2 separate regions of the Homo sapiens genome follow, and region 1 is linked to region 2. The links are chromatin loops, found by intact Hi-C in ENCODE. Cell type or tissue: B cell. All regions are shown on one strand. Links, peaks and the distances in the headings refer to the core of each region. The heading gives the core; the rest is flanking DNA.

Region 1 (10,550 bases), core at 1,462-9,461, 170 kb after region 2:
ATTGTGGAAGACAATGTGGTGATTCCTCAAGGACCTAGAACTAGAATTACCATTTGACCCAGCAATCCCATTACTGGGTATATACCCAAAGGATTACAAATCATGCTACTATAAAGACACATGCATGCATATGTTTATTGTGGCATTATTCACAATAGCAAAGACTTGAAACCAACCCAAATGTCCATCAATGATAGACTGGATTAAGGAAATGTGGCACATATACACCATGGAATACTATGCTGCCATAAAAAAGGATGAGTTCATGTTCTTTGCAGGGACATGGATGAAACTGGAAACCATCATTCTCAGCAAACTATCACAAGGACAGAAAACCAAACACCGCATGTTCTCACTCATAAGTGGGAATTGAACAATGAGATCACTTTGACACAGTGGGTGGAACATCACACACCAGGGCCTGTTGGGCGGTGGGGGGCTGGGGGAGGGATAGCATTAGGAGAAATACCTAATGTAAATGATGAGTTGATGGGGGCAGCAAACCAACATGGCACATGTATACCTATGTATCAAACCTGCACGTTGTGCACATGTACCCTAGAACTTAAAGTATAAAAAAAAAAAAAAAACACCAGTGCCAGGGCTCCACCCTTACAGATTCTGGCTTAACTTGTCTGGAGTAGGGAGTATGTCAGGGAATGTTTTTAATGCTCTGCAGGTGATTCTTCCATCCAGCTAGGTTGAAAGCAGTGCCTCTCAAACTCTAACATGCATATGAATCCCTCCGAATCTTGCATAACATGCAGATCCTGATCTAGTAGGTCTGGGTGGAGATTTTGTGTTTTAAACTAGCTCCAGATGATACCCAAGCTGTTTGTCTGCAGGCCGTATGTCGTATGTCGAGGTATTAGAGAATGGGAAAAGTGTCAGAGCTCTCAGCAGGTGAGCCCTCCCTCACCAGGGCAGACCCCACCCACCGCAGAGCTGTGGCTCTGCCTTAGCCTTCTGTCAAGTTGAGCAGACACTTCCAGAGCTCAAAGATGGCCTTCCGAGTTAGCTATGGAAATAAGCAACAGTCCAAATAGTCCAGTAAGGCCTCAAATAAATCAGGGTGACACCAATGGGAATACAAGAGTGAGTGAATAAGAGTCAAGCAATGAAGTTTTTTTTTTTTTTAAATCAGCCTTTGTTTTGCTTTGGCTCTGTGTGTTTGTGGGGAAACTCCAGTGAGTAGAGGCTTAGCCCTGTCTTCTAGAGTAAACAAGGGCAGTGGGTGAGGAAGAGGGAGGCTGGGGAAGGAGGGCTCCGTACATGCAGAGTGGTGCAGAACACACCCCACGCTCTAAATAAAAACCTTTTCAGACCTAAGCCTTGGCCACTTCGCGATTGGACTATGAGGGCCTCCTGCAGTGACTGCCACTCTTGTTTTGTCTTCTTCAGATACTGCTTTCCTCATCTCCCTGCCCTGATCAGAGATATCCTGCAAAATGAACTCTACACTCTGTGTGGCCATCAGATCTGTGGATCTGCGTGATCCCTCAGCCTTACCTCCCAGGACCTTCTTTTTTCTCCTCCGAAGCACAGGGGTCAGCTCCTCACCAGGGCTTTCAGCCCAGCTTCCCCCTGCCTGGAATAGTCTCTCTTTCACATATCCAATTACTGAAATTCTCCCACCCTTCCAGGCCCAGCTCCAGTCCGGTCTTGTCCTTCAAGCCATTCCTGGTCCACCTGCCGCCACTCTTCCTGGGCACTTCTAGAGCATTTCCTCGTTGTCTATGGCTTTAACATGCCATGTTTCTCCCAACTTAGCACCTTTTCATGAGAATATGGTGTCTCTCCCTAATCCCATCATAAACTTCTGGTGGTAGAACTGTACCTTATACTTCCTTGTATCTCCTCTACCTAGTGTAGTTCTTTGCAAATAATAGATGCTCAGTAAGATTTGTCACATATTTATCAAAGAGCTCACCACAACTAATGAACCTGAGATTCCCATAGGAAAGAGAGGTCCTTAGGAGTTTGCACTTACAGACATGACTTCCCACCAAAAAGTCCCCACCCCCTCAATGCCTTAGGTCCCTCTCTACTCTGGGTGGGTTTTGCCCTTATGTGGCACCCGGAAGTCCCTGCTCTGGATTCCCTCAAAGCCCTGTGTTTTTGCCTCCAACAGCCCTCATGCCTAGACCATCCCTTGTGCTGAACGTGCACCTAATTCAACACCCTAGTCTTCAGACCCGTGCAATTTTCACTCCCTGTAAGGAAGTCAAAGGTCCTTCCAGAATCAGTCTGGTCTTCAGTCTGTTCCTCTGAAGAGAAAAACAATAGGGTGTGGTCAGGAGAAAAATAGAGTCCCAGCCAAACAAATGTCTCCTGGAAAAACCACTCATGCAGCTAGAACAAACAGGTATGGTCACTCCACTAGCTCTGGGCAGAACTCTGCACTGATTCAAGGCTGTTGATAGAGACATTGGAATGCTATCCAATGCCGTCTATCCAGGGACCACCATCAAACATCTCTATAGGGGAAAAACTTGTCCAAAAATAAATAAAAACGATGGAAACTTTGAATGTGATCATTAGAGTGCACCCATGGGAACTTTGAATGTGATCATTAGAGTGCACCCATGGGAATACTTTGAAAGCAGAACCTTCCTGAAGGGACCTCAGGAATGTCTTAGTGTACTGGCAGCTCCTGACAAACGGCAAAAGAGAAATGAGATGCCTTTGCCACACATTTCTGTTTCTCCCCCTGGGCTCCATGCACAAAGGCCCTGCTCCTTTCTGCCCCAGGACACGGCCAAAAATGCTGCCCTTGCTCACACATGACTTGTCTTAGCCAGGTTCTGTATTGGCTTTAGTCACTGAAGGCTGCTCTGATTCCTCCCCCACTCCCTCAAGGTCCTCATTTATTTATTAAGCTAGATTTCTCCCAGGTCCCATTCCTCTGGCATTACATGGAGGGAAGAGTGTTAAATTCAGTCAAGGTTGAGGAGGGAGGAAAAGACTTTGCAATTAAATTGCTAATTAAGGAAGTACCAACCTGAAGAAGCTAATTTGCACTGACCTATTTAAAATATCTAGCAGCAGATCATGCATGAATTGAGGTACAGCCCTTTTATGCGTCAGCCAACTGGCTTTCTTTCAGAGCAGCAGCTATCAATAATTCCATGCTGAGGACCATCTGATAGGAAATCAACCACTGGCCCCTGGAATGCCAGCATTCCCCACTGCTCTGTTTTCCCAGTTGTCAGCTCTGTTTATAAATTGTCCATTTATAGCAAATCCAGCACCTGCTATGAACACCTCATCCTGCCAAGTGTTGGAGTGCATCTCAGAAAGAGCCACTATAGACTTTTTCAGTTCCTTTTAACCTTTTCCCAACCCGGGAGTTTGAATATTTGCATAGGAATTCTGAAGGAGGACTTTTTCAGTGCAGAAAAGTCTAGATCGTCTATTAAAAGTTAGCATTTTGCTCCACTTTAAAAAGAAAGAGCAAATTATCATTCTCTTGGGAGATACAATGCTCTCTTTCTGAACAAGTCTGACATTGGGACACATTTAAAACAACCTCTGAAAAATTCAGCAGGGTCAAAATGCTCTGGAGAAGACTTAGGGGGGCTTTCTTTTGCACTCGATTATGCAGCTTTTTAGCTCACTGTCAACACTGAACAGATAATGCAGCCTGCTGCTTAAAACCGTTATGTAAAATATATTAAAAGATACCTTCCAGTGTTGGAAACCCAATATATGACCTAGTTTGAGTTTCTTCTTGCCAATCATCCATTTGCAAAGTGCCTAGATTAATCCTCAAAGTTCCTCTCCCAATATGCTTCTGTTCATTTTGTTCGTTGCAAAATAAAAATAAAATAAAATATGGCACACATGGAATATTCATGGAGTATGGGCTCATGGTTTGTAGAGGATTGTGAAGGTCAAACCAGATGCTATGGCAGACAGAAATTGGCTGAGTGGTCTTGGGAAGATGGGACAAGCCTTGATGCTTCAGTTTATACATTCCCACAGTAATCCTTCTCAAGAATAAGATTGTCACCCTTTTAAAGCCACAGAGGGAGACCCTGATTAAGACCACGTGGCAAAGGCAGCTGAGCTGGGTGGGCAGCATTCCTGATCCCTGGTTCTGCAGTCAGCCAAGTAGGCGGCCCCATATTTTTTATGAGAGGACTCAAGGGTTTAGTATTTCTTTAAAAAAAAAAAAATTAAGGTACCTGGATGAAAAAGAATCTGTGAAAGGTTATTGTTACTAATGGTCCAGTAAAGTCAGGCCATGAGATCAGAAAAAACAGAAGTGATTTAAAACATAGAATTAGAGGGCACGAAATGAAACACCCTACAAACGCTTCGCTTTGGGCAGTGTGTTTTCCTCTGCTAGGGCCTGGGTCCTTAGCATTCCAGTCTGGGGTGGCTTGTAGCTTTGTGGTGCAGTTTGTATAGATTAAGCTAATTTTGGAGGACACAGGCATCAATTATTTCTTTCCAAAATAGAATTGTGCTTAATCAATTACATGTCACTCCAATGCAAATCTTCCTTGCTTACTTTTTGGTCATTCGATGGCCATCTGTTTTACCAACCTGGATTCTTTCACTCATCACACAAGTCAGGCCCCATTACTTGAGATGATCTCTGAGATGCCCCTGCTGGAGAAAGGCATGTGCAAATTAAGAGACTACAAATCAGTTTGAAAACTCAACGACTCCTTCCCATAAATCTGTGTCCTTAATATTAAAAATCATTTGGAGGTGCTGAAAAGAAAGAGAACTGATAGCTACAGAAAACAACAGCCCTACTCACTTCAGGGCACAGATTAGTAGTCAAGAGGGGTTATGCAGATCTAAATCCATATTCTGCTACCAAAAATAGAAAAGAGGAAATCTTTGAAGCCAAAGAAGGCCTAAGAATAACTGTCAGCAAAGAGCTAGAGCCACATGGACAGGAAGCAACGCTCAAGTGGCAGTTCTGTGCTGCCTTTTTCTTCCTCCCCAGTAGCTTTTCACATTCATTCTGTTTAAAAGATAGCTTTCAAAGGCTTCCTTCAACTTGAACACGTACGCCTGCACAGCCGGCCTTTCCACAGCAGCCTGGGGGCCGGCATTGAGCATCGCTTCCACACAGTCCTTGGGTTTAGTGTTATTTCCCCCCACGGATCATTTCAATCTGTTTAAAGCTGAACAGTGAACTCTTCATAGACCACATTGCACAGAGAACCCTCAATAGGAAATGATCAGCTGAGCAAACATTCATTTCTTGTTTTGCTTTTAATAATTTTGTTTCAACCCAACCTAGTCTTCATCCTTTTTTCAATACTCAGGAAACTGCAACAAACCAATAAAGTTTATTTTATCTCATGTGCCTTAAATGACACTATAAAAACATGCATTTGGATATGTCCTATAAAAGATATTCAAGTTAGGAGAGGTTCTTTGGAAACACAAGGGTGAGAGACCTTTGGAATGGCCCATGGGGTGGCTAGAGAGGGGCAGAGGGCAAGAAGGGTTACAGGAAGGGGACCAGTTGATGGGTGGTGATGAGGCGATTTGAAGTCCAAATAATGGAAAAGTGGAGGTGAAGGATAAAGGAATAAGAAAGACATTGAGGAAGACAGGGCAGGGCCTCTTCCAGCCCATACAGCACCTTCGTACAAGTTAGAAAAAGGCACCACTTCCTCTGAGCACACACAAACCCATGCAAGAGTGCATGGCTAGATGTCAGCCTGTGCTCTTCCCTTCAGCCAGGTAATCTTCCAGAAGGCACAGCTTGCATGATACCATACATGGGGGCCCAGGAAAAAATGTGGGTAAGAGATTGAAAGGCCAAAATGGGGAACTTTAGAAGTACTGGAAGGAAAAAAAAAAAGTCATGGATGCTTCTGGTAGCATACAGGAAATCCTGTTTGAATCATAGAGCTTTGCTGGTGGGTGAGGGGCGGGGAAGAATGGTTGGCAAAATTGGTTTCTCCAAAGTAGCTATCCCGCTGAGCAGTTTATCTTTGTCATATTTCGTAGGATGAATGTAATGTTCATTTCAAAGGAACTTTGTGTTAATCATATCAATATCTAATGAATAACTTCCAGGATTAATACAATTTATGTTTATTTGTCAGGATGAAGATCTGTGCTTAGATACAAACTGCTCTGACTCATAAGCTGAGCGTAGCTCTTAACTAAGACACAAGAACATCTGAGCTTCATATGATGAACAGTTGGGGATTCTTAACTGCTTTTATCTCAAAATTCTTGAATGTTTTACTGAAACAAACTTAAGCCAAAAGAAAAAAGATAATAAATAACCCCCATCATTGAGACAGGTTGTTCTTCCAAGGTCATAGCTTCCGTTGTACTATAAACCCTTACCAATCTATTCAGGTTAGGGCCATGATTTATATCACAGTTGGCAAAATTGATATGCAAACAATACATATATATTAAATTTGTGGCATGCAAATATTAAAACTATTTGGGGTCAAAACTTCCCCTGGCAAAACTAAAGGTGATGAAATATTAATTGCGTGTTAAGCACCTTTTATTGCATATTAAATTGGAAGTTCTCTGGTAATGGCTGAATAGAAAACCCCACTGAGTACTCTGTCTGAAGTTTATTGGGGTTTTTTGTTTGTTTAGTTTTGTTTTAACTAAATGTCCCTGCACCGGCTCTGCCAGTGGCTGTCATTATTAACCACGCTCTTGCTCAGGGTGTGGGCCTTCATTCCATCACTGTTTACGTGACAATTTACAGATTTTACAGTTCCTCAACAACTGTGATATGGACCGTTTCATTAAATTCTCAGAACAGCCCTTTGAAGTAACTATGGTTTTGTCATCATCCTATGGTAGATGAGGAAATTGAGAATTTAGACAAGCTCAGAGACTCGTCTGAGACTATCCAAGCAGTGAGTGATAGAATGAGAACTTCATCCCAGGCCTTCTGGCTCAAATCAGTGATCTTGCTAATATAACAGCCCTCTGGTTTAAACTAAGACGTCTACTCAGAGCCTTTTGCATCAAAGACAGGTTTGTCTACTTCTGGGATGACAAGTATTCAACCTGACTGGTGGGAGGGTGAGCAATGACCTATTCTGACAACCTCAATGACTTAGATTTTGAATATCTAGTTTACCACTCTAAAGATTTTGTTCTATAAAACTATACTCTCTGTTGCAATTGACCCAGAGCATAACAGTCATCTTAAAAATTTGATCAAGTCCATGGAATTATAAAAGCCAATACCAATATTATCAAAAATCATATTTTATTTAAATTATAGATTCGGGGGTTCCATGTACAGGTTTGTTACATAGGTGTATTGCATAGTTCTGGGGTTGGGTTCTGGTGAACCCAAGTAGTAAACCTAGTACCAAATAGGTAGTTTTTCCAGCCCTTCTCCCCTTCCTCCCTCTCCCCTTTTGGAGTCCCCAGTGTCTATTGTTTACCTCTTTATGTCCATGTGCACCCATTGTTTAGCTCCCACTTATTAGTGAGAACACATAGTACTTGGTTTTCTATTTCTGCATTAATTCACTTAGGATAATGTCCTCCAGTTGTACCTATGTTGCTGCAAAGGACATGATTTCATTCTTTTTATGGCTGCATAGTATTCCATGGTGTATATATACCACATTTTTTTCTCTTTTTTTTCTTTTTGAGAGCGAGTCTTGCTCTGTCACCCAGGCTGGAGTGCAGTGGCACGATCTCGGCTACTGCAACCTCAGCCTCCTGGGTTCAAGCAATTTTCCTGCCTCAGCCTCCTGAGTAGCTGGGATTATAGGTGCCCACCACCATGCCTGGCTAATTTTTGTATTTTAGAAGAGACGGGGTTTTACCATGTTGGGCAGGCTGGTCTCAAACTCCTGACCTCAGTGATCTGTCTGCCTCAGCCTCCTGAAGTACTGGGATTACAGGCATGAGCCACCACGCTTGGTCTATGTACCACATTTTTTAAATCCAATCCACCACTGGTGAACACTTACATTGATTCCAAGCCTTTGATATTTTGAATAGTGCTTTGATAAACATAACAGTGCAGGTGTCTTTTTGATGAAATGATTTCTTTTCCTTTGGCTAGGTACCTAGTAATGGGATTGCTGAGTTGAATTACTATTCAGTTCTATTTTCAGTTCTTTCAGAAATCTCCATACTATTTTCCATAGGAGTGGAGCTAATTTACATTCTCATCAACAGTGTATAAGTGTTCCCTAAAAATTATGTTTTAAATAGAACAGGTTTTTTGTGGTTTTATTTTGGTTGTCTTTGGCTGATTTAGGAATGTTAGAAAGTGTGATGTTCATTTTAACGTGAAAACACTTAAGTTTAAAGCAGATCTTGCAGACTACTTACGGTCTAGGCCAGTTCTAAAGGTGCGTCTATAGTTGATCAGTTCTTATTTGTTTGAGCACCAGCATCTAGGTGAAAGGACAGCCTAGTGTGTTGGCTCCCCTTCTAGATCAATAACTTGGGTGTTAGAGGCTAAGAATAAGGTCCTTCTTCATGCAGTGCTCTGCCACATATGTTTTTGGAGAAATAAGACATTAACTGATTTCAGTTAATAACAGCCTCTGGGATATCTGCTTCTCTAACAACCTATCTCTCTCAATCCTAATTCAGATTCCCAATTAAAAATGAAAAACTATTTTTAAAAATTAAAAATACCTTTCTATTTGTCATTGCAGGTGCCTGGAACCAATTTGGCTCCAGAATGTAATAGTTTCACTGACAAAACAATTTGAGAATGTTTTAAGGCTAAAGCTGGCAATGATCCATTAGAAGGCCTGTTTCCTAGAAATTCAGCCATGTGATCAAATGACGACACTAGACAGTCAAACTCATTCATCATCACAATATTTTTTTACAATAAAAACAGTAGCCCTTAGAATTTATCTAGTGGAAATGAGACATATAGTGTAACCAAGTAACTAGTGATAGTTCCAATAATAAGCTCTTTGCTGCTTATACACCTCAGTCATGTTTAGGTTACACTGTTAAACATTATCATTTTCCAATCTGCTCTATGACACCAGCAATTCCACTTCTAGTTTTCTACCCTAGAAAAATGTGTGTGTGAGAGAGAGACATGCACAAAAATGTTTGTGGCCATGCTGTTTATTTTTTAAACCTTAGAAACAATTAACTTCTTAAGTAGACAACCTAACTGCCCCTCATTTTAGAAATGGATTTAAATACTGTGAATCAACGTGAAGCAGCGTATTAAAAAAAAACAACACCCCTCAGAAGTGGAGAATATTTGTAAATCATATATCTGATAAAGGATTACTATCCAGAATATATAAAGAACTACTACAGCTCAACAGCAATAAACAAACAAACAAACAAACAAACAAACAAACCAAAATAACTCCATAATTTAGAACAGGGCAAACGACTTGAATACATATCCTCCAAAGAAGATATACATATCAGCAAGAAGCACAGAAAAAGATGCTCAACATCACTGATAATTCAGGAAATACAAATCAGATACCATTTCACACCCGCTAGGTTCTGAGAGAGAAAGAACAAGATAGAGAGAGAGAAGAAAACAAATGTTGGTGACAATGTAGAAAAATTAGAGACCTTGTGAATTGCTGGTAGGAATGTAAAATGGTGCCCCACTATGGAAGACAGTATGATGGTTCCTCAAAAAGTTACGCATATAATTGCTGTATGATTGTGCAATTCCATTTCTAGGTTTATACCCAAAAATTGAAATCAAGGACTCGAACAGATATTTGTACACCAGCATTCATAACAACATTATTGACGACAGCCAAAGTGTGAAGACAACACAAATGCCTATCAATGGATGAATGGATAAACAAAATGTGGTATATGCATGCATGCTTTAGAATTTTATTCAGTCTTTAAAAGGAAGGAAATATTTTGATGCATGCCATATTATAGATAAACCTTGAAAGCATTATGCTAAGTGAAATAACTGAGACACAAAAGAACAAATATTGTATGATTCCACTTATATGGGGTACCTAGAACAGCCAAATTTATCAAGAAAGTAAAATAGTGTTTACCAAGGGTTGCTGCAAGGAGGATGAAAAGCAATTGTCTAACAGCTACAGAGTTTCAGTCTGGGATGATTTAAAAAATTGTGGAAATAAATAGTGGTGGCCAGGCATGGTGGCTCATGCCTGTAATCCTAGAACTTTGGGAGGCCGAGGTGGGTGGATCATTTGAGGTCAGGAGTTCGAGACCAGCCTAGCCAACATGGTGAAATCCCATCTCTACTAAAAATATAAAAATTAGCCGGGCATGGTGGCAGGCGCCTGGAATTCCAGCTACTAGGGAGGCTGAGACAGGAGAATCCCTTGAATTCAGGAGGCAGAGGTTGCAATAAGCCAAGATCCAACCATTGCACTCCAGCCTGGGTGACAGAGTGAGACTCCATTTCAAAAAAAAAAAAAAAAAAATAGTGATGATGTTGTACAACAATCTCAATGTACTTGATAGTACTGTTGTATACTCAAAGAGACTTAAAATGGTAATTTTTGTTATGTATGTTTTTGCAATAAAAATATTTTTTTCAATCAGGGAAGGGAAAGATAATCAAATACGGTAAAATGTTAAAA
Region 2 (10,550 bases), core at 1,605-9,604:
TGGTAAAGTGGAAATCAGTTAATAAAGCGTCTATTCTAATCCTCAGTTTTTTTTATAACACTTAGCAAAATTTACCGTCTAGCCTAAAACAGAAAAGAAAAAAAGTAAGATTTATGTTAAGCAGTAAACTTAACCTTGTGACATTCCCTAGTTCAGGGAAGTGGCCTCTTCAGAAGCTATATTCCACTCGTTCGTGACCCAGAACACCTTATAAAAATTATCAGTGCCCTTGGCTGAGGCTTTTTGTGAAATGCAGAAGATGTTAAGCACAAAAACTCAAATTCAAATCCCAAAGCAGATGGAACATGAATAATAGAAATCATAGTCTACTAATAATTCAAGAATAGCATCTTATGATTGGACCAATTCAGAGTGATAATTGCAACTTGGTACATTATTCGTTCATCTATTTGAAATCTTGGAAGGGACTCTACACAGCACAGTAAGGAGGCTTTGAGAGCCTAAAGCCGTTTCTGTTGTTGTTTGAATGGTGCCAGCCACAGCATGTTTAAACACCACTGCTGCTAGCTGGGTGCCAATGTGGTTTCACCAGCAAGTGTGGGCAAGGATTTTTTTTTTTTAAACTGAAAAGGATTGCTTCCAAAGCATGAAATCAACTGTTAAATCTATCTACTTTTTAAAAACATCCTCTATTTATACTTAGTGAATCTGTGCAAAAATCTTGTCACAAACACACTTAACTCCATGGCCTTAGTGAGAAACCTCTGCTGGCGGGGCTCCGACCTATAATCAAAGCATTAAGTGATCTCTCCACTCCCCTTCCTCCATTCATCGACAGCCCTAGCCAGTCAACAAATGGATTCTCAGGAGCATACCCAGATGAATCCAGGGCCCTGACAGGAGACCTATGTAAAGGTAGACCACTTAGGGATAATCACCAACCGTTTGAAGGGCATTTGTTATTAAAGGATTTTGCTTTTTGGGTTTTGTTTTTTAGCAAAAAGAAAGAAAGAGAAGAAAGAGAGTAGGTTTAGAGATGCAGACTGCCAAATTCATAAGTATTTGTATGATTATAAATACTAAAATGTACACATAAATTGTCCACATGGATCTGCTACTTTCTTCTTGGCCCATAACTGGATTATTTATTTCTCGAGTAAGGACATTGCATTCCCATTCGTTGCTCACATGCTTTAGCTTTCATCAAACTTTGTGTAATGCCCTACACACTATAGCATAGTGAATAAGAGCAAGGGCCCTGGAGAAGACTGACTGAGTTCAAATCCCAACCCCCCATCTCCTTGAGCACACCCCATAACATTTCTGTGCCTCACATTCATCAGTTGAATGTATTAGGTTGGTGCCAAAGTGATTGCAGTTTTTACCACTGAAAGTGGCAATCACTTTGGCACCAACCTAATAAATCACTTAGAGGAGATGACTGGTGCATAGTAAATGCTTAATAAACATTAGCAATTACTGTTAACTAACTGCAACTTGGCTAACTTGGCTACCCTATGTGTGTGAGTGACAAAATGGCCTGCTGATTTTGAGAAAAAAGGACCCTAGAATGGAAATGGAAATGAAGTTTCCAGTTAGTAAAATGGTATTAGAGTATAGATAATATGGAGCCATCAAAATTATTTCTCCAAGATAATATATAATGTAGATGTGGCATACTAATGACGACAGGAGAGAGCCTGTGGATCCATAGGTGTCTTTGTCACCAAGTGGAAAATATCTTGAAGTAGAAATCAAAACACCTAAACTGTAGTCTAGTTCTTTCCTTAACTAGCTATGTGATTTTGGTATAATCGTTTCACCTCTCTGGACTTCTGGACCTCAATGTTTTCATACACAGAGTGAGCAGGTTGATCTAGCAGTGCTATCCAATAGGATTTTCTGTTGTGATGAAAATGTTCTGTCTCTGTACTGTTGGGTGTGGCAGCCACTAGCCACATGGGGATATATTGAGCACTTAAAGTGTGATGAATACAACTGAGGAACTGCATTTTTAATTTTATTTTTATTTTTAACTAATTTAGAGTAAGATTACATAGGCACATATAACAAGTGGCTACTATATTGGGACAGCACAGACAGTATTTTCTAAGATCTTTTCTGATTCTAGCATTCTGTGCTTGACAGAACCTCTCTAGGAAAACCAGTATTGTTACAATGGATCTTAAGACCTTGTCTGATCTTTATGGTCTGTGTACTTTGGAAGAGAACTAAAAGCAAATTTGTAGAGACCCTTAAGAAGAACATGGATCTTGAGAAACTAGGAGTGTGTTTCCTGGAGGCTGATGAGTACTCTAATGACCGTCAATGGTATTTTCTAAGTCTTTACATGAATCAGGTTTGAACTATCTCAACTTCTGAAAAATAATAGCTAATAAAAACTGACATTTTTTGAGTACTTACTCTAGATTAACATACTTCTTTCACAAAAAACAAATAACATAGGCATATTATTATTCTTGATTTACGGATGAAGAAAGTGAGGAAAGGAAATGTTAAATAACTTGTCTCAGGCCATCCAGCTAGAAAGTGGATAGCCAGGATATGAAACTAGACAATGAGCTCCAGATCTTATTTTGTAAAAATCTTAATGAATAATAGCACACATATACAGCAGTGTTCAAGTCAAAAATGTGCAGATTAATTACTTTTCATAAAGTAAACTTGCCCATACCATTTCCAGAATATTACCAGCATCCCAGAAGCCCTCATTAGGACCCTATTCAGTTACCGCTCACCCCATCCCAACTAAGGATAACCACTACGCTGATTGCTAACACCATAGGTTAGAAGAACTTATACTTTAACCACTATGTTGTAGATCCCTGAAGACAGTATTAGAAGATCACATTCTTATAATCAAGAGAAGAAACAAACATGTTTGGTGGTTTCAAATTAATCGGTAGTAAAAACAGGCAATCCGCAGACTAGAGAACTACTCATTGATTTGATACATATTCATTGAGCATCTACTATGTAACAAGCATTGTACTAAGCACTAGGTATTCAACATTGATTGAAACAGACAGAGCTCCTCCTCTATAAAGGTTTTAAGACTTGGTCCACTTTATCAACTAATAGGTGGCTTAGAGAGTAGAAGAAGACTACTCAGTGATCTTGGTGGTGGCTGACAGCCACAATAGTGGTGGTCAATAGCCTTAGTGATGGGGCCGACAATAGTGCTGGCACTCCAGAGAAGAGTTGCCCTGGCTCTGGTCTCTAGAATTTTAGCAGAATGTCCTTTGAGTCTCCTGGAATTTTGGAAAGGTGACAATTAGAGCTAATTGCATGACATTCCACTAAAAACTATTTTATAAACAATTTCTGAATACTCTCTTTATAAGCAATAACTTAGGAAAAGTCTACAAGCTTAATGTAACCAGAGAGATTACAACATGAGATGGGAGATGTGGGGATATTGCATGAATAGGAAAAAAATTTAAAAGACCACCAGGGAACTCCACCCCAGCTAATGAGGAATGATTACTCCCTGCTGACAAGCAACTGAGCCACTCTAACTAATATTTTCCAGAGTAATAAAGAGGCTGATGCAAGACAGTGAAGCATCCAGGGGCTATTTCCAAACAAATTCTGGGAGATACAAAAGCAAATAGACCAATGACAGTTAAAAAAAAAAAAAGGCTTCTATGGGCTACTGCAAATTGAGCTACTTGCATCACTGTGACCCAGTCGTGCCTTATGCCCAGGGATACTTTAGTAACTGCTCTCTTGTGGTTCAGGGAGAATGTAGATGGAAGGTGAGTTTTAAATGTACCGACGTCTTGCTTTTTCCAAAGTTGACTTGATCTCTCCCTTGAAATGCATATGCTAATATGACCCCTGGGAATTGTGCAAACCTACCAACACACCACAAGGTCAGCTGTTTAGACATTGTTGGGTTTCCGTAATGCTGAGAAAATAGCATGGGAGCCCTGCAGGAACCGTGCCATCACTGTGTTTCTCTTATCTGAGCTCGGTTCTCACACTAGCTGGAGCTCTTGCATCTACTGTACAATGAAAACATACTGTGGGAACAACTGAAATTTCATCTCAGGGGAGGAGAAGGGGTGCATTTTCTCCTATTACCCAACTCCATGCTATGCAACCAGTCTCACCCATCCTTGTGTCAAATCCGCATAGCTAATGGAGCATGAGAAGCCTTAAGTGCCTCAGTCTATTTATTGTAAACAGTGAAAGGGTGTAAGCAGCAAACAGGACTTCTAATCATGGAAAGCTGAGTGGAGCTGTGCAAAGGGCTTGCAGGGAAACCCAAGTCCAGAGAGCACAGCTAGTGTGTAATGAACTGCAAGGGTGGCCTCAGGTCTTTTCCTATAAATGAGCGACAGGCAGACTCCTAGGAGCTTTGCAGCACCAATGAGGAGCAGCGAGGCCTGAGCGGGGAATCTGCAAAGCTCAGGAAGTTCTGACTCTATGATGAAAAGACTGAGCAAGAGAAAAGCCCCATTTCCAAATGGAAAAGGTCTAGACATCTAAATCCTTTCCTCTCATTTTTTTTTCTCACCATGATTTCAGCTTGCATTCAGTGGGAGCTGGCAATCTTTCCACTCAGGTCTTGTTCCTTGACAAACACAGTGCAAAAACTGATGCTTAGGCTTTAAACTATGTGGAGCACGCCCAAGGCTACTTTGTAGAAAGCGAAGGTCTGTGCAATGACCTGCTCCCTGGAGCCCTTGTAATAGTTGTTGGGAAGGTCTCAGAGCCAGCAAAATGATCGTTTCTGACTCTGTGGCTGAGGGATGGTGCTGCAAATGTGTGTTCTCTTGGGTTTCACTTCCTCCTGCCAAGATCACTCTGCCCTGCACCCTCCTCTTTTCTTCAAGGGATTAGGGGCTAGACCATTCATTCACTCATTCACTCAGCAAATATTTATTATTTGCTATGTGTCAGGCACTGATTTATGTGCAATGCACAGGACAGACAAAATTGCTCCCTTCATGAAGCTTACATTCTAACAAGAGAGAAGGACAAAGACAAATAAGGAAATGCATAGTTTAATATTGGGCAGTGATGAGTGGCATGCAGAAAAATAAAGTAAGCTAAAGGGACAGAGAGTTATTGTTAGATAAGGTGGTCTGAGATAATCCCTCTAAGGAGATGACATTAGAACCCAGACCTAATGATGTGAGCAAGCCATGTAGACACCTGGGAGAAGAATGTCTCAGGTAATGGAAATAGCACATGCAAAGGCTAACAGGTGGGAACATGCTTGGCATTCAGGAGGAACAGCAAGACCAGTCCTCATGAGAAGCCATGGGGAAAATAATAAAAGATGATATCAGAGAAGCAGGCAAGTGCCTGATCATGTGGGACTCTGGTATGGACTTTGCATTTTATTCTAGGAGGATGGGAAGCCATTTGAGCATGGCCGAGATATCATCTCTATTGCAAAACTTTGTGACTGTCAGTGGCCCTACCCACAGAATAAGACTGAGAGCCAAAGCTCAAACTGGAGAATAGACAGCCAGAGCAGAGTACGACAAGTCATAATGACCACAGCAATTCCAATGATCAAAGCTCAGGTATGACTGCAAGACCAGGAGCATTCTGTGATCCAATAGCCTTTTCTCTGTCTCCTCTTTTTAGAAGGGCCCAGTTGCCACTGTTAGGATGTAGAGAGACAACAGAGAGACATCATATCTATACCTGACAGGCTACAGGTCCCTCCTTGCCATGCACAGCTCTTGTTTGCCTCCCCGCTTTCCTTGCCTGCTCTTCCCAAGAACACCTGAGGCTCCCGTCACAGTGAATTATACATCTTCCCCGACCGTGTTATTCCTCCCTTCCTGGAATGTGCTCATTCTTCTGCCTAGAGTGACATTTTCTGCCTTGTATGCCGGAGGAAAGACCCACTCGTCCTTAAAGAGTCAGCTTAAATAGTATCTCCTCTGTGAAGGATGTACGGTATTTCTGCTGACATGTGTCACACTGCATTGAAGCATAGACAGGTGACACTGGATAAGAATAAATAATGAAGACGAGTTAAAATGTAAAAAAGGTTTTTTGTTAAGGTCAAGGAGATAACACACTCCTGTTGTAGAAGAGGCAGGCCACTTCGAAGGGAATATATGCTCCTAGTGTCATTCATCAGGCGGTAGGTAACTTCTAGGGGAAGAGGAAGCACACCAGAGTGGGAAAGGAACTTTTAGGGGCTGGGAGACATTGGCTAGACACTCAGGCATGTCTGGATCAAGCTGAATTGACTCTGGCCACTGCGATTAGGCAGGAAGCTGGCCCAGGAAGCAATCATGCATCTGGGTTTGTATGACAGTTCAGTTCCCGCTTAAAGTGAATTGGTAAAAGGAGCACAGTTTCTGCTCTCCTGAGGTGAGCATGGCAGGGAGGGGTGCTTTAGCAATGAGGAAGACACAGAGAAAGCAGAGGTGAACAGCCACCTGCAGGTGGATAATCACCCACTAAAGGACACGTGCTTCCATTGAATTAGATATGTTAAATAAAGGAGCTGCCCTGCATTGCCATCTTTGCTCGGGAAGAAGAAAGCTATTATAGCCTAACAAATGGTAATCGATTGCTTCTTATGACCAAATTTAAATTAAAACCGAAGAAGTTCCTTGAGTAAGACCAAACCTGTTGAAATTTCAAAAAGGCAACTAAACTTCGAACTTCCCCCTGACTCCATGCAGCAGCCGAAAGATCATAATTACTAGTTTGATAACTGAAAGGAACACTATATTTTTATTTAAAAGACACAAGTTTGAGTCCCTGGCTGTGCTGTCATTTGATTGTGTGATTGGCAAGTCACTTCACCACTCTGAACCTCAATATCCTCACCTAAAAGGCAGATAATATAGCTAACTTGCAATGTTGCAGTGAGAATTAAATGAAATGGGCCAGGCACGGTGGCTCACGCCTGTAATCCCAGCACTTTGGGAGGCCGAGGTGGGCGGACCACAAGGTCAGGAGTTTGAGACCAGCCTGACAAACATAGTGAAACCCCATCTCTACTAAAAATACAAAAACTAGCCGGGCGTGCTGGTGTGCGCCTGTAACCCCAGCTACTCAGGAGGCTGAGGCAGGAGAATCACTTGAACCCAGGAAGTGGAGGTTGCAGTGAGCCGAGATTGAGCCACTACACTCCAGCCTAGGCGACAGAGTGAGACTTCATCAAAAAAAAAAAAGAATTAAATGAAATGAAGTATATGAAATAACTTTGTATAGAACATGACATGAATAGAAGTAATTTAATAATACATTTCTGTTATTAGAACTACAATGGAATCAGCAATATGTTTATAACTTATTTACTGTATTGTTGTTACTAAAAAATGTAGTCAAGATCAACGCACTGAACTTTATGCAGGGATGTGCATTCTAATCAACATATGTAAAAATTGTTAAAGGGTTTTCTTTAATATCATGCATCAGAGTTAAGGCAAATGCAGAAGTCCCAGGGAGAAACATGTGAGAGTAAATCACATTTTTTATAATTTATTGTCTTTCACATTTTGCTTTCCAAATGCTGCCTCAAAATGTTGGGTTTTTAAAAATGGCCATCTAGACTTGGTAAAATCATCTAGCCAAAAGAAAAGGCCTTTTTGGGCATAACAAGACCAGAAACTATAAATATAAAGATGGATAGATTTGATGACATAAAAATTCTGAATGTCAACAGAGCAAGAACCAAGCAAATATATTAAAGCACAGTTGAAAGACAGGTTACAAACTGGGGTAAAACGTAGCATATGGGAAAGAGAAAGTGTTAAATTCCTTAATTTAAAAATTTTTAAATAAAAAATTATGAACAATCCAATGGAAAAAATTACATATAAAGATAATTTATCAGAGAAGAAACACAAATGACCAATAAGAAAGAATGCCTAATCTCCCCAGTGATTAAAGGAGAACAAACTAAAATAATAAGATGCTATTTTTCATTTATCAGATGGGCAAAGGTTTAAAAGAATGCTAATACTCATTGTTGGCGAGGGTGTAGGAAGTGGGCACTCTCATAAAATGTGGTGGGAATTAATTTTGGTACAACCTTTCTGGAGGGCAATTTGGCAAGACCTCTAAAAATCTAAAATATGCAAACCCTTTGACCCAGCGACTCCAATTTAGAAATTTATTCTAAAGAAATGAGACAAATGTGCAAGATATCTCTACAAAGTTATTTCTCATGAAGTTGTTTATGACAGGAAATTGCAAACACTTTAAATATCCAGGGGATTAATTGCATAAGTGATAGAATGTACACACAGTGAGACATTAAAAACAATGATGTAGGCATAGTTACTGACATGAAGAGATATCCTTAATTAGAAAACAAAACAAAAATTACTATACCGTAAAATATCCATCTGGTTATTGCTAGTGGGTGGGATTTGGGGTGCTAGTCTCTATAATTGTCTCAATTGGTTTATTAATGCTTTGATTATAGCAAGTATATCATAATAACTACTTTTACATTAAAAGAAATGAAAGGTATTTCTAAAATAGTTTTTTTAAAGCAATATTGCTTCTCACAAAGATTGTCTTACATCACAACATTTTAAGTATGACTTCCTTTTTTCTTAGTAGATTCCAATTGAGACATATTCGAGACTATTCCAACACAATATTCTCTTGGGGAGAGCTTGATTTGTTTTCATCCTCACAGTCTGATGTGCTGACATAAAAGCTGAAACAAAAACTTAATGAATCATCCTTCCCCTAATCCTTCCCTAGGAATTTTTGCTTCCTTTTCAAATACTTTTCTGCTGCTAGGACAAATCTCAGCTCTAAATCAAATACCCTAACTGCATGGAGCAGGCTTTTTGCACAAGGCTGCTGGTCTTTTCTCTAGCTTTTGCTTGCCTTTCTCTGAAGCAACCAAGGGTCCAGGCCTGGGGTTACCTTGTTCAATAACTGCAGTGTAATTCCATTTTTAAAAAATCAGTCAATTCAGTGAAAAATCTGTTCAGTCCTACAGAGAGTACTTAATATAGCAGAGAAAACAGAGGATACTGCTGAAGCATCTAGGTTCTAGAACAAGACTGCACGGATTTAAATTCCAATTTTACTTACCAGCTAACTTGCAATGTTAACTTTAGCCAATTACTTTAAGCCTCAGTTTTCCCATCTATAAAATGAGCATATAATGTCTTCTTCATAGGATTATTGTGAAGATCAAAAGAGAAATCATATGTAAAGCACTTAGTGCAGTGCCTGACACTTAGTTGACTTTGAAGAATGCTAGTCATTAATATTATCATTTGTTTTAATTACCTGTTGTGTAATTATTCTAGTTTCTGTAGGTCAGGAATCTGGGGGTGGTTTAGCTGGGTGTTCTGGCTCTGGTTCACTCACAAGGCTGCAATCAAGGTATCAGCTGAGACTAGTCGTATCATGGGTAACTTCCAAGCTCAGTCAAGAGGTATTGGCAAGACTCAGTTCCTTTTGGGCTGCTGGACTGAGGGTCTCATTTCCTTGCCTTGTGGGCCTCTCCACATGGCAGCTCACACCTTGGAAGCCTGCTTCATCAAAGCCAGGAGTTAAGAGCGTGAAAACAAGGTAGAAATTACAGCTTTCATAACCGCATCTTGGATGTGGCTACACATCACACTTGCTATATCTGACTCCTTAGAAATAAGTCACTGAGCCCAGCCTACAAACAATGGGAAGGGATTACATGAGGGAGTGAACCCAAGAGGGTAGGAATCATCAGGAACCATTCTAGAAATGCACTCACTGCCACATCATTGTCCAAGTTTTACAGGAAAATACTAAATTTTGAGAACTATGTTAGGTGATTTTGTAGACTTTTATAAATCCAAACAAATTGCAAAGTGTCCAGTTGGAGCTAATGGGTCATTTTATCTGAATTATTATCTATGTTAATATGGTGATGAGTATTACTGGGAGTTCACAGAGAAACTCCCAGTAAGCAAAAGAGTGGGTGCTGTAGAATAGGGGTCCCCAAACCCCAGGCCATGGACTGGTACTGGTCACTCACAAGATGACCACTCACATTACTGCCTGAGCTCCACCTCCTATCAGATCAGCAGTGGCATTGAATTCTCATAAGAGTGTGAACTGTATTGTGAACTGTGCATGCAAGGGATCTAGGTTGCATGCTCCTTATGAGAAACCAATGCCTGAAGATCTGTCACTGTCTCCCATTGCCCCCGGATGGGATTGTCTAGTTGCAGGAAAACAAGCTCAGGGCTCCCACTGATTCTCCATTATGGTGAATTGTATAATTATTTCATTATATATTACAGTGTAATAACAATATAACACTTGAATCATCCTGAAACCATACCCCACCCTAGTCCGTGGAAAAACTGTCATCCATGAAACCCAGTCCCTGGTTGCAAAAAGATTGGGGATTGCTGCTATAGAAATCTTCTCTGGTACTTACATTACAAAAGCAGTAGGGTTTTTCATTTGTTTTCCAAATATAATCCAACTCTGTGCCCTTGAATACATGTCTCAGCCAACTCTTGAAGGAATTAGATGCCATCAAGCTCTCAGAATCACCTTCCTCTTAGCACAAAGGAATGTAACCCCACATGTAGGGTCCATCCAAGGCATAGTTGGTCTCTTACTGT

What was found. A loop is a pair of places that touch in the nucleus more often than their neighbours do. Peaks named below come from ENCODE experiments on the same cell type or tissue, not always from the same donor. Only the 100,000 strongest peaks of a DNase experiment are listed, where the experiment ranks them.
Region 1: it touches region 2 in a loop (1.9-fold over the local background); 1 of 110 quality-filtered maps calls a loop at or near these places.

The regions. Positions count from the first base shown.
Region 1 is chr5:56,731,429-56,741,978 of GRCh38, forward strand. No RefSeq gene overlaps it. Among named protein-coding and RNA genes, the nearest start is that of MAP3K1, 79 kb to the right of the region's middle. RefSeq lists an enhancer at 5,157-5,206. In B cell, for the core only: no CTCF peak of the experiment used is centred there; DNase peaks (open chromatin) are centred at 2,723, 2,913, 4,983, 6,773 and 1 weaker place; H3K4me3 peaks cover 3,809 bases; H3K27ac peaks cover 6,063 bases.
Region 2 is chr5:56,561,153-56,571,702 of GRCh38, forward strand. The region is part of intron 1 of C5orf67 (chromosome 5 putative open reading frame 67); the gene reads right to left. Among named protein-coding and RNA genes, the nearest start is that of C5orf67, 40 kb to the right of the region's middle. In B cell, for the core only: no CTCF peak of the experiment used is centred there; a DNase peak (open chromatin) is centred at 4,769; H3K4me3 peaks cover 792 bases.